Regions from separate parts of the Homo sapiens genome. Here region 2 is linked to region 1. The links are chromatin loops, found by intact Hi-C in ENCODE. Cell type or tissue: dorsolateral prefrontal cortex. All regions are shown on one strand. Each heading gives the region's core, and the rest is flanking DNA. Links, peaks and the distances in the headings are about the cores only. Region 1 overlaps DCAKD (dephospho-CoA kinase domain containing). Region 2 overlaps ADAM11 (ADAM metallopeptidase domain 11).

The links. A loop is a pair of places that touch in the nucleus more often than their neighbours do. Peaks named below come from ENCODE experiments on the same cell type or tissue, not always from the same donor. Only the 100,000 strongest peaks of a DNase experiment are listed, where the experiment ranks them.
Region 2: it touches region 1 in a loop (4-fold over the local background); 78 of 110 quality-filtered maps call a loop at or near these places.

The regions. Positions count from the first base shown.
Region 1 is chr17:45,017,954-45,023,883 of GRCh38, forward strand. DCAKD (dephospho-CoA kinase domain containing) reads right to left here. Exons shown (of 5, transcript NM_001288655.2): 5 at 5,391-5,930. Among named protein-coding and RNA genes, the nearest start is that of DCAKD, 31 kb to the right of the region's middle. RefSeq lists an enhancer at 673-802 and silencers at 1,313-1,562, 1,419-1,598, 4,079-4,428. In dorsolateral prefrontal cortex, for the core only: CTCF peaks have their summits at 4,196 (motif pointing left) and 4,403; a DNase peak (open chromatin) is centred at 4,178; H3K4me3 peaks cover 909 bases; H3K27ac peaks cover 2,384 bases.
Region 2 is chr17:44,776,921-44,782,850 of GRCh38, forward strand. ADAM11 (ADAM metallopeptidase domain 11) reads left to right here. Exons shown (of 27, transcript NM_002390.6): 20 at 1-42; 21 at 246-345; 22 at 562-681; 23 at 775-943; 24 at 1,032-1,146; 25 at 1,232-1,322; 26 at 2,302-2,319; 27 at 2,819-4,926. The coding sequence ends at 2,834. Among named protein-coding and RNA genes, the nearest start is that of ADAM11, 21 kb to the left of the region's middle. RefSeq lists an enhancer at 1,723-2,564 and a silencer at 2,548-2,687. In dorsolateral prefrontal cortex, for the core only: CTCF peaks have their summits at 2,359 (motif pointing right) and 2,560 (motif pointing right); a DNase peak (open chromatin) is centred at 2,351; H3K4me3 peaks cover 959 bases; H3K27ac peaks cover 1,373 bases.

The sequences.
Region 1 (5,930 bases), core at 3,121-5,620:
AGTCTTCCCCTAACCTCTCCTCCCACCCAGAGGCCCTGTCACTCTGGCAGAGCAGACAGTTAAAAATGCCAGGCTAGGCATTTGACTCCAGTTCCCTCAGGGGCTCTTGGGATGGGAGCAGTGTTGAGCATGGGAAAGGAGACTCCCACACAAACTTGGCCCCATCTTCTTCATGCTGGTTGTGAGTTTCCTCCCCTCTCCCATACTTCATTTGCTCCTCACAAATGCTCTGGGAGGTAGAGGGTGTCAGCCGCATTTTACACATGGGAAAATTGAAGTTAAGTACTTGACTAGCAACATGTAGCCAGGAGAAGGCAAAGCCTCAACTACAGCCCAGCTGTCCTGATTCCCCCCTGCCACAAGGCTGGCCTCCTGGTACTCAGCTTGGCAAGGGTCAGGAGCCCTTGGTGACCTTTTTCAGATCCCTCCGGCCTCCTTGCCTGGCTGTGGCCTTGGGATCATGGCTCTCTCATTCTCCACCCCTGGTACTGGAAAAGCGGCTTCTCTTTTGGTTGTGCCCAGATGCACTTGGGCTGGGGGTCAGGACTTTCCCTGATGGAGCTTGACCAGGGTCCTGGGGCCTGTCCAGCCCCTGCCAGAGACTCTGGGGATGCTGGCTGTCTGCTGCTTTCCCTTTGGTATTTTTCAGTGGCTTGGTTGAGTCGCCTCGAACTCACTGTCTCTCATTTCATTCTAGAGCCTGTTTTAACCCCTAGCAGGGTGAGAACTAATATCTGTGGAAAGTCACTGTGTGCCAGCCCTGGGCAGGGTGCTGTCCCTCCATGCTGTTGACCCCACAAGGTGAAGGTTGAGCCCCCATGTTATGGGGGACTCCGAGGCTCAGGGAGCATAAGTAACTTCCCCAAGGTCACCCAGCGGGTAAGGGGAGTTCCTATGACGGGGCCTGGTCTTCCTGACCCCAAGTCCTTGCTTTGAGCTCGCTCCACCCATCTGCTGTCTCCGTCAGACAAGCCAGGTGGGGGCAGGGGCCAGACAGCGCAGGGCGCGGCGGGAATCAGCAACAAGGACCCTCCCGGGGAACTTTTCCCATTGAAAATCTGTTCCCTCGCGGCCACGGGTGATGTCTGGCTGGAGCTGATGAAAAACGTGCAGTGTAATGGAGGAGGGCGGCGAGGGCGGCGAGGGCGGCGCGGGCGGCCCGGGCGGGGGCAGCGTGGCATTGAGATTCTGCGGGGCGCGGGGGGCGGCGAGGGCCCTGACACTGGCCGGGTAATTGATCTGGAGGTGCCAATTTGCAGCAACTAAATATTTGGTTTCTGCCTTTGCCCGCTCCGCGCTCTGCTCAAACAAACTTCAATTAAAAGCGAAAAGCGAGGGGTGGGGAGGCGGCTCACCCGGGTCCCTGCGGCCCGATCGATGGCGCGGAGCCCGCGGGCTGGCGAGCGCGGCGCGCCGGGCGGGGACACGGCGGACGTGGGCCGGGCGGGCGCCCTCTTCCGGATCGCCGAGCACCGGGCGCCCGGCCCGCGGGAGGCAGCGCCCGAGGGTGGGATGGCGGAGGCGGTGCTAGGAGCCCGGGAGCCGCGGCTTTAGCTCAGCTCAGCTGAGCGGAGGGGTGGCCACCGTGTGCCAAGCGGGGGTCACACACAGGGCCAACCCCAACACCTCCACCGCGGAGTGTGAGCCTGTGTACTAGGCTAGAAAACCCGGGGAAGGAGACGTCGCGGGGCGCTGACCCTGTTCTCCCTATGCACCTCTCCAAACAAACTTTGAAGATGACCTTGTTGTTCGGTGCAATCACTCAGGTCTTTCCTGAGCGCCACTGGGTGCTGGGTGCACTGGGCTCCAAAGCCAGTCTCCTCTTCCATGTCTGTCCACCCCTTTACTCTTGGGTTGGCAAAAGAGCTGCCAGTGAATCCATCCCAGGACCCAACCTTGGAGGGGTCTGAAGGGGAGGGCTTGGAATTGGGAGAAGAGTAGTGAGATCCTGGGGGTTTGGAGAGGGGTCCTGGGAGGTGGCCACAGCTTGGAGCAGAGGAGGAGATCATTGGGTCACAGTTGCCTTTTTTGGGGTTCAAGACAAACAGCAACAATAGTCATTCACTGGGTGAAGTTAGCCCACAGGGAAGTTTCTCTTCCTCAAGAATCTTCCAGTCCTTTGAGGGTAGAGGGGAAGGGCTGGGAAGAAGAGCTCACCACTGTGCGACAGGCAGAGCATCTCTGGTCAGCCGGGTAGGGCAGCCTGGGGCACAGGAACAGTTCTGGGAGAGATGTGATGGGAGGAGGTGGGGCTGGCAAAGAGGCATCCAGGTCGGCATAGAAGGCAGAGGTAGATTCAGATCCAAGGAAAGAGGAGGGGAGCTGGGGTCCTTTCATCTGAGTGAAATTTTCTTGAGGGCCAGAGGCAGGAGCTGAGGCAGAGGAGCTAGGAAGGTGAGGGAGGGGGCCCTTGGCCTTTCCCACATTTCTGTGCCCCACCTTCCAGGGTGGAAGACTTACTCCTTCACCAGATGAGGCTGCTGCTAGTTCACTCAGCTGTGGGCTGTGGCCCCTTTCCTTCCCGCTCCCTGTCGACCCCTTCCCCTGTCCTCCTAGGTACCCCGTGGCCCACAGCGGGCTGTTAGAGCACAGGTCTTGCTTGTGTGGACCCTAGCCTCCAGGCCCTCAGATGCCCACTCCTTGGTGCATAGGGCTCTGGGAGAGGGTGGTCCTGCTATCTCGGCTTCTATCCCTTTTGACACTAAGATGCCTCGCTTGCCGGACCCTCAACCACACTCAACTCCCAGCTCTGTCTCTCTTAGTGGCTTGGGGCACCAATCTCCCCATCACACAGAAGTTGGATCCAGAGCTCCGCATGAGGCTGAGGATGAGCCTAGGGCTGGCCTGCCCCTAGGAGCCTCCCCCACCCCCCACCCCTCAGGGGTGGGGGGCTGCAGCACTCCCAGCCTTCTGCCTGAAGCCCGTTCCCAGCCTGTAAGCTGGGCGCCTGCTCCCTTGAATTCCCTCCCTCCCTCTCCCTTCCTGAGCGCTGAGCTGTGGAGCAGAATGATTTCCTGTAATTGGCCAGCAATCCGGCCGCCCGACTTGTTCTATCGACATGCTGGTTAGCTGGAAATTGTATTGGAATCTAAGTGACTGGGAGCGGAGGGGAAGGTGGGGAGCAAAGAGAGGCGGTTTGGGTCCCAGCTGGGTGCAGCCTCAGCTCTGCAGGTGGGATGAGGAACCACCAGCCACGTCTCTCCTGGAAGGAGCAGGAAAGCAACCTATAGCACCACATCACCTCCTTCCTTTTGCTCCTTCTCTCCCACCATGTCCGGGGGTCTCCCTGCCCACTCCTATATGACCCCATGGCCTGAAGTCATCACTGCCATCGCATTCCCCCTCCTGCTCTGAGACTGTTTCCTTCTGACCTAAAGTGCCTTGGTGAGAACTAGGGGCGCTCAGCAGCGCGCCTATCCTGCTCCCATTCAATTTCTAGCCATGGAGGCTCATCATGGAAGGTCCTAAACCTTTCCCTGCCTCTGCCCTGCCCCCCATGAGGAGAGAGAGAGAATGAACATTTGAAGAAGAGTTGTCAATTACTAAAGAGCCAAAGTGTATAATGGGGGCAGTGCAGATAGCCGGAGGAGCACTGTACTGGGAGTCAAGAAGCTTGGTGGTTATACCTGTTGGCTACTTAGGCCCCTTGGCTCAACCTCTGAGCCTCTGTAAAATTCTGGACCTGTCTGCCTCACACAGCTGGGAGATTTCAAGGGGATAACTGGAACGTGCTTTGTAAACTGTGAAACTGCGAATGACCTTCGGGCCAGTCGGGCCTGGGGGTGGGGGTGTTTTAGAGGCCTGCCTGCGCCCTTCGTCCCCCGCCCAGAAGGCGTGTGCGTCTTCACCCTCGCTGGTGTCTTATTGCTCCGCTCCGGGTGCTAAGGCCCAAAGTGAGGGAACGGAACGCGGAGGCTGCAGGGTCCCGTCGCCGTCGCGGTGGGTGGGCAGGGGACACGCCCTTTGGCACCCAGGGCCCGCAGCCCAGGCTCAGAGGACGTGGGCGAACAACGCACCTTTTGAGTTAGCGCTCAGGGTCAGGCAGAGCCTCCGCGCCCACCTGGCCCGTGCTCCCGCGGCAGCTGCTCGGCAGGAGTCTGAGGCCGCCCGCGGCCTGGGAGGAGGAAGATTAGGCCGCTCGGCGAGCGCCCGCCGCGGAGGCCCGGCCCAGCCCGGGAGGGTGCTGCCACCTGCCGGCCGAACGGCAGGCCGCCGGCTCGGGCGCGGGCCTGGGTCCCGGAGGCCCGACCTCTGCAGTTGCTGAGCGGCCTCAACTTCAAGTCCCCTTCGGAGAAAGTAGTCCTTCTTTTAAGGCCGCCTTGGACCCCCAAGGCCGGGAAGGGGATCCTGGGGCAGGGAGGCAAGAGGAGCTGGAGAGGGAGCTCTGGCGAGGCCCGGGCAGGGCAGGGCTGAATTCGAGGTTTCTCCACACCTGCCATGCTCTGACATTCCTGCTTCAAACCCAGCTCACTGGGTCAGGGAAGGTTAATTCTCTGGAACTTTACAGTTTGCTAAGGGTTTTCAGTGTCCTCCACTATGAAGCCTAACGATGTATGAGTAGAAACTAAAGGCAGGAGGTCACATGGCAAGCGGAGCCGGAATGCGAGCCCAAGGCCCAACCCCAGGCTCCAGCTCCTCCTGACAAGAGGCTCAGGGCACAGGAGAGAGTTCAGAAGCCTGGCTCTGCAACCTGGACCAAATCCATCTTTCTGAGCCTGGGATGGAAATAATCAGTGTTATGTTAACTATAGGGTCTTACACATCCAGCAGTGCCTGGCATGCTGCCGATACTAGGAAGTGCCATTTCCTCAATTATTGGGGTGATAGGGCACTGTGGGGGTCCATACCTTCCCTCTCCTTTCTCCGTCCTGGCGGATCGCACCAAACCGAGGAAGTGGCAGGCTCCTGCCACCCTCATCCTGCCTGGCCACCCACCTGGCAGCCCACCACTGCCTTACCCGGCCCTTCTTTGCCCCTTAGGGGTTTGCAGCAAGTTAATGAGCTAGACTCAGCACAAGCGGCTCTGGGAAAGGGGGCACTAAGTATGGCCACCACAGCATTTGCATCCGTCACACTCATTTCTAGCCTTAATAGGCTTCTGGCTGCAGGATCAACACATCAGCAAGTCTGCAGGCCCTGGCAGGGAAGGCTTATGTCTGCGCTGGTCTAATTGGGTTGGGGAAGGCAGATGGGGAGGCGGGGCAAGAAGGTGTGACGCTGCCTCAGCCCTCTACCCACCTCCCACAAAGGTGCCTCGGGCCTGGCTGCAGTCCTCCTGGGACCCAGGGAGAAGCCTGATGGCAAGTGCACCTTCTGGGGCCCTCACCTCCCCCTGAGCTCCGGGAGGACTCCAGCCCAGTGTGGGAAGAAGCCAAGTCTGGGAATCTTGGTTGGTCTGGGGCATTTCAGATCAACACACTTTATTAAACACCAACAGCGGGCCAGGCTCTGCACTAAGAACACAGAGATGAATAAGACACTGTCCCTGTCCCTAGAGGGCTTACAGTCTAGTAGGAAAAACCAGGCAAGTTTCGGCTAATTACTGTACTGTTGGATTAAGGTAAAATGTTGAGGGGGAGTTGGTATCCTAGACCACCTAACCCAGCCTGGGGCTTTAGACAGTGCCTGAACTGAGAGCTAGTTGTAGGTTAAAAAAAAAAAAAAAAAAAAAAAGGAAGAAGAAATAAAAGAAAATAAAAGGTATCCCAGGCCAGGAGCAGCAGGTTGAAGGCACAGAGGCAAGAAACAGCAAGGATGGTGTACACGGAATACCAAGAGGTCCAGGCGAGAAGCAGGGGTGGCAGGCAATAAGCAGGATGTGGGAGCACTACACAAACCCTACGTGGGGAGAGGGGTCTCCCAGAAGAGGCTGGTCCTGCCTGGCTACAGCGTTACCCACGAGAGAATCCTTGCTGCTTGCTGGCAGCAAG
Region 2 (5,930 bases), core at 1,362-3,861, 240 kb before region 1:
GCAAAACCCGGGACCGGCAGTGCCAGGTTCTTTGGGGCCATGGTGAGTCTGGCTAGGGCTGGGAGTGGGGACTCCGGAGGACCCAGAGCTGAGAAGCTGGGGAGAGTGGGTTCCAGCTGAACAGGCCCCCAAGTGTGTAGCTCCCCAGGATCTCAGGGACCCAGGCAGAGTGTGGGAGATGCAGGCCTGAGGTCTTGGGGTGGGTCCTGGGGCGCGTGGGGTCACTTGGCATCCTCTCCCCACAGCGGCTGCTGATCGCTTCTGCTACGAGAAGCTGAATGTGGAGGGGACGGAGCGTGGGAGCTGTGGGCGCAAGGGATCTGGCTGGGTCCAGTGCAGTAAGCAGTGAGTACTGAGGCTCCCAGAGGGCCTCTCAGCTCCAGGGCAGGTGTGAGACTTTTCAGAGATGGGGCAGCAGGTTCTCCCAGGAGGAGCCTGTCAGTCCCAATGGGCGGGCACGTGGCAAATGAGGTGGCAGGGTGCAGGGTGAGGGCAGATTAGAGTTCAGTAGTTGAGTCTGAGGTCAAACTTGGGGCTCACTGTCTCTATATGCCCCAACAGGGACGTGCTGTGTGGCTTCCTCCTCTGTGTCAACATCTCTGGAGCTCCTCGGCTAGGGGACCTGGTGGGAGACATCAGTAGTGTCACCTTCTACCACCAGGGCAAGGAGCTGGACTGCAGGTGCTGGCCAGGACCAAGACTAGGGAGGGGAGGTTGCAGCTGTGCTGGGGGTTAGGAGACAGGGGGCTGAGGCTGGCTGTGTCACTTCCCCAGGGGAGGCCACGTGCAGCTGGCGGACGGCTCTGACCTGAGCTATGTGGAGGATGGCACAGCCTGCGGGCCTAACATGTTGTGCCTGGACCATCGCTGCCTGCCAGCTTCTGCCTTCAACTTCAGCACCTGCCCCGGCAGTGGGGAGCGCCGGATTTGCTCCCACCACGGGGTGACTGCCTGGAGCCTGGGATGGCGGGAGAAGCTTACAAGAGGGGACAGGCCCCTGCTCACCTCTCCTGGCCCTGCCCTGCCTCTAGGTCTGCAGCAATGAAGGGAAGTGCATCTGTCAGCCAGACTGGACAGGCAAAGACTGCAGTATCCATAACCCCCTGCCCACGTCCCCACCCACGGGGGAGACGGAGAGATATAAAGGTGAGGCTGGAGCTGGCCGAGGGGGGTCTGTCTGTCCTGCTCTCTATGCCTGTCCTTGCCAGCTAAGCCCTGCCATCCTCCCCAGGTCCCAGCGGCACCAACATCATCATTGGCTCCATTGCTGGGGCTGTCCTGGTTGCAGCCATCGTCCTGGGCGGCACGGGCTGGGGATTTAAGTAAGAGACACACACACCCTGTGCCCCCTGGCATCCTTGAGGGGGGATCAGAATCCCTACTGGTGGAGCTGAGGGGGCCCTCCCTGAAAGCCCAACTGAACCAGAGCTCACACGTCATAGGTCCAAGTAGCCTGCAGGGCTTAACATTTAGAAACTAGGAGATTTTAGGCTAGATGAGGTGGCTCACGCCTGTAATCCCAGCACTTTGGGAGGCCAAGGCAGGCGGATCACCTGAGGTCAGGAATTCAAGACCAGTCTGGCCAACATGGTGAAACCCCGTCTCTATTAAAAATACAAAAATTAGCCAGCCATGGTGGTGCGCACCTGTAATCCCAGCTACTTGCGAGGCTGAGGCAGAGAATTGCTTGAACCGGGGAGGTGGAGGTTGCAGTGAGCTGAGATCGCACCATTGCACTCCAGCCTGGGTGACAGAGCAAGACTGCGTCAAAAAAAAAAAAAAAAAAAAAAAAAGAAAGAAAGAGAGAAAGAAAAGAAAAGAGAAAAGAAATCAGGAGATTTTACACTAGCAATTCGGATTTCCAGCTCTGGAAACATGAAAAGGTTGAGCCCCAGCGTGCCTCTAAGCATCCCCAAATAGCCACAGAGTGGAGCTGGGCAGGGGCCACCCAAGCCAGGCATGTGTCCTCCAGTCTCCAGTCCCCACCCAGCCTATAATGCTTTGTGCGTGTCTAAGTTTGGGGTCCTTGTGCTGGTCTAACCCCCTTAATGTGCAGAGGAGGAACCCATGGCCCAAGGTCACATGATTGAGTTAGTAGCAGAGTCAGAGCTGGAACCGGGACGCATTTTTGTGGGTGCCCTGGGTAATTCTCCCTGGCCCTTACATTAGTGTCCAGGCCCCGGGGACCCCGGCCCCGCTCTGGGGCAAGGGGTCGCATGGCAGCCAAAGGCCCCTCCCTGAGAGAAGCAAAAGGTCAGATGTCTCCTTTTCCTCTCCCCTTCCACCATCCTCCCCCTGCAGAAACATTCGCCGAGGAAGGTACGACCCGACCCAGCAGGGGGCAGTGTGATGCCGGCCACGTCATCCCTCCCGCTGTCCTTGTCTCCTCCATCTCATTCGTCACCCCGCGTTCTGTTGATGGGGAGCGGGGGCTGATTCCCCCACCCCTGCTGCCAGGCTGTCCCGGCAGGGGTGGGAGAGCCTCGCTCAGGGAAGAAGGTCCCAGCTGCCCTCGCCCTCGCCCGCTCAGGCCACGTCCTTCTCGACTGCCCTGCTGCGGCCAGGCCCTCCCCTGCCACCAGGTGGAACTGGAGCTGCGCCCCTGGCAGTCCCCATCCCCGGGAGGGCCCTCCCTGTGCGTCCCATCTGTTTTGTCTTCCATATCACCACTGTCTGACCTCCCGCAGATCCCTTCCCTGGCCAGCCTGTGACTTGCCGCCTGCCTCCAGGGCCCAGCACTGAGCTCCGGGGCCCTGCTGGGGGGCTCTCCCCGTGGCCCCTGCTCACGTCCTCCCCTGATGCCCCCTCTCCGTTCCAGGTCCGGAGGGGCCTAAGTGCCACCCTCCTCCCTCCAAGCCTGGCACCCACCGTCTCGGCCCTGAACCACGAGGCTGCCCCCATCCAGCCACGGAGGGAGGCACCATGCAAATGTCTTCCAGGTCCAAACCCTTCAACTCCTGGCTCCGCAGGGGTTTGGGTGGGGGCTGTGGCCCTGCCCTTGGCACCACCAGGGTGGACCAGGCCTGGAGGGCACTTCCTCCACAGTCCCCCACCCACCTCCTGCGGCTCAGCCTTGCACACCCACTGCCCCGTGTGAATGTAGCTTCCACCTCATGGATTGCCACAGCTCAACTCGGGGGCGCCTGGAGGGATGCCCCCAGGCAGCCACCAGTGGACCTAGCCTGGATGGCCCCTCCTTGCAACCAGGCAGCTGAGACCAGGGTCTTACCTCTCTGGGACCTAGGGGGACGGGGCTGACATCTACATTTTTTAAAACTGAATCTTAATCGATGAATGTAAACTCGGGGGTGCTGGGGCCAGGGCAGATGTGGGGATGTTTTGACATTTACAGGAGGGCCCGGAGAAACTGAGGTATGGCCATGCCCTAGACCCTCCCCAAGGATGACCACACCCGAAGTCCTGTCACTGAGCACAGTCAGGGGCTGGGCATCCCAGCTTGCCCCCGCTTAGCCCCGCTGAGCTTGGAGGAAGTATGAGTGCTGATTCAAACCAAAGCTGCCTGTGCCATGCCCAAGGCCTAGGTTATGGGTACGGCAACCACATGTCCCAGATCGTCTCCAATTCGAAAACAACCGTCCTGCTGTCCCTGTCAGGACACATGGATTTTGGCAGGGCGGGGGGGGTTCTAGAAAATATAGTTCCTATAATAAAATGGCACCTTCCCCCTTTCAAGAAGGGTGATTCTGGGGCCGACTCAGGGTTTAGGTGCCCCCTGGTGTGGCCTAGATGTCCCCACCTGGGCCATCTTTCTGGGGAGGACTCTCCCAGGTAGGGAAGGCCAGAGGTGGCCCAGTGCCTGGAGGGTTAGGGTCTCTGCCTGGGATATGCAAGAGGAAGTAGGAAAGGGAGGTCTCATGGATGATCCTAGGCTGCTAGAAGTCCTTAAGGCCCCATCTAGTCCATTCCACTCCCTACCCCCATTCCAGAGCCGAGTAGTAAGTTTACAGATGTTTCCCCCATTACGTACCCCCACCCATCCCTGCTGCAGCGAGCCTGAGAGCCAGGTAGAGCCAGGCACAGCTCCTCAGTCTTCTCACACAGTCCTGCCGGTGGCCTTCCCTCATGACCCTTGCTTGGGAGGGTGGAGCACTGGCTCCTTGACCCTAAAAGGTAGCTGGCAGGGGCAAGATGGGGGCCAGCTACCTAATGGATGAAAGCCACAAGTGAATACAGTTCTTGTCACCAGGGTTGCCCTGCCCTCACTCGGCAGGGAGTTCTGACACCCCAGGGCCCGTGAGCTACCTGCTTGAGCCCCTGTTTCTGGGGCACCTTCGAGGAGGCGTTGTGGAGGGCATCGCCCCCTGTTTATTCACAACACCCTCAGGGGCAAACAGGCCTGGGACCCGCTGACACCATTTTGGGTAGCTGGATGCACCCGACAGCAGTGGGGTCCACACACTGAGCTCCAGCTGGCACTGCCCACTCAAGGGCTGAGTGGAGGGGCCCCTCCGGCCAGCTCTGCTCCACCAGCCCTGCAAGCTGATGCAGGGCGGGGGAAGGGCTGGGTGTTGCACTATTGCTGCGCTGCCTTAAGGCATCTGTCCTCTGGTGGTGCACCCGTGCACACAGGTACAGTGCATCTGGGCACAGCTTTTGGATCCACACCTCTGCACAAGTGTGAATACCTCTGCACATATGGGCGTATCTGTGTGTGCTCGTGTATATGGGGTGGGGAACATGAGACTTCCTGTGACCAGTCCACCCTGGCTCCCAGCTGTCTGTATCCTCCTGCCCCGCCCTGGCGAGTGCCTACCCTGGCAGAACCCAGGGAGGAGTGGAGGCTGCCTCTGCCTGGGCCTCCACACAGCATCCTGTACATACGCCACCTGGGCTGGGGGTGGGGAGGCAGGGCCAGGAGCATCGATTAAAGATCACATCCTGGGGCTTCCAGGGAGCTCACACCAACCTTGCGTTTCTCTCCTGTCTGTGAATGGCCATGCTGTGACTTGTCCCCTCTGGCTCAGGAGGGAGCATGATAACTGGGGTGCTGGAGGCGGGAAGGGAGCGCCCAGGACCAGCTCCATTCATGGTGAGGAAACAGGGTGGAGGCCTGGCCCTCCCGCTTCCGCTTCCTCGCTTCCTCGGCTCTTCCAACAAAGACAGTTGTGCCCCTCCTCTGGCTCCAGCAAAGCAGGAGGCCAGGCGAGTAGGAAAGCATTTTCCCAAAAGTCTGGAGACCCAACTTCCCTTTTATGGCTGAAGCCAAAGAAGCCTCTCCTCACCTCCCAAAAGATTCCAGAACGCTGGACAAAACCATTAGCCTGTCTGGTCCCAGGGCACCGTGTTCCTGGGCTCTTTTCCCACCCCTGTGCTCTCTGGCCGAGCCTGGGGCAGGAGGGGACTGAGCAAGGCTAGTGCTGGGAGTCCCTCCCCTGGCTGGGGCTGCGTCTGAGCCAGGAGCCTGTAATGATTATTCCTGTCTTCCCCTGCAGAGTGCTTGGGCCTGGAGGTATTCGCAGACTTGGGGGGCCGGGAGGAAGAACTGGGGGAGGATCCATCGGGCTCTGGAAGTCCCGCTTGTTAAGGGAAAAGATAAAAGAAGCAGTTGGGGGCAGGGAAACAAATGAAAGGCTAGAAAAAGATGGAGAAAGAAATAGCAGCACCAAGCAGGGGCCTGGGAAGAATTGGCAGCTAGAAGCTTTGGGATCATAGCCCCCCATTCCTGAACAGGTAGGGTTCCCAAGGCCACCTCGGATCACATGCCGAAAGAGTAGGACCCAGGGCCACGTTCAGCTTAGATTCCTACTCTGGCATCTGGTCGCCGCAGGACACTGGGTAACATCTAACTCCAGTCTCTCCTGCAGCAGAAGGTCAGCTTCTTCCTATTCAGAGTGCAGGGGGAAAAAAGCAAGAATCATTCTCAAACCGATCAGTCACAAACTGAAGTCTAGCTGTGCCCTTGTCTTCCT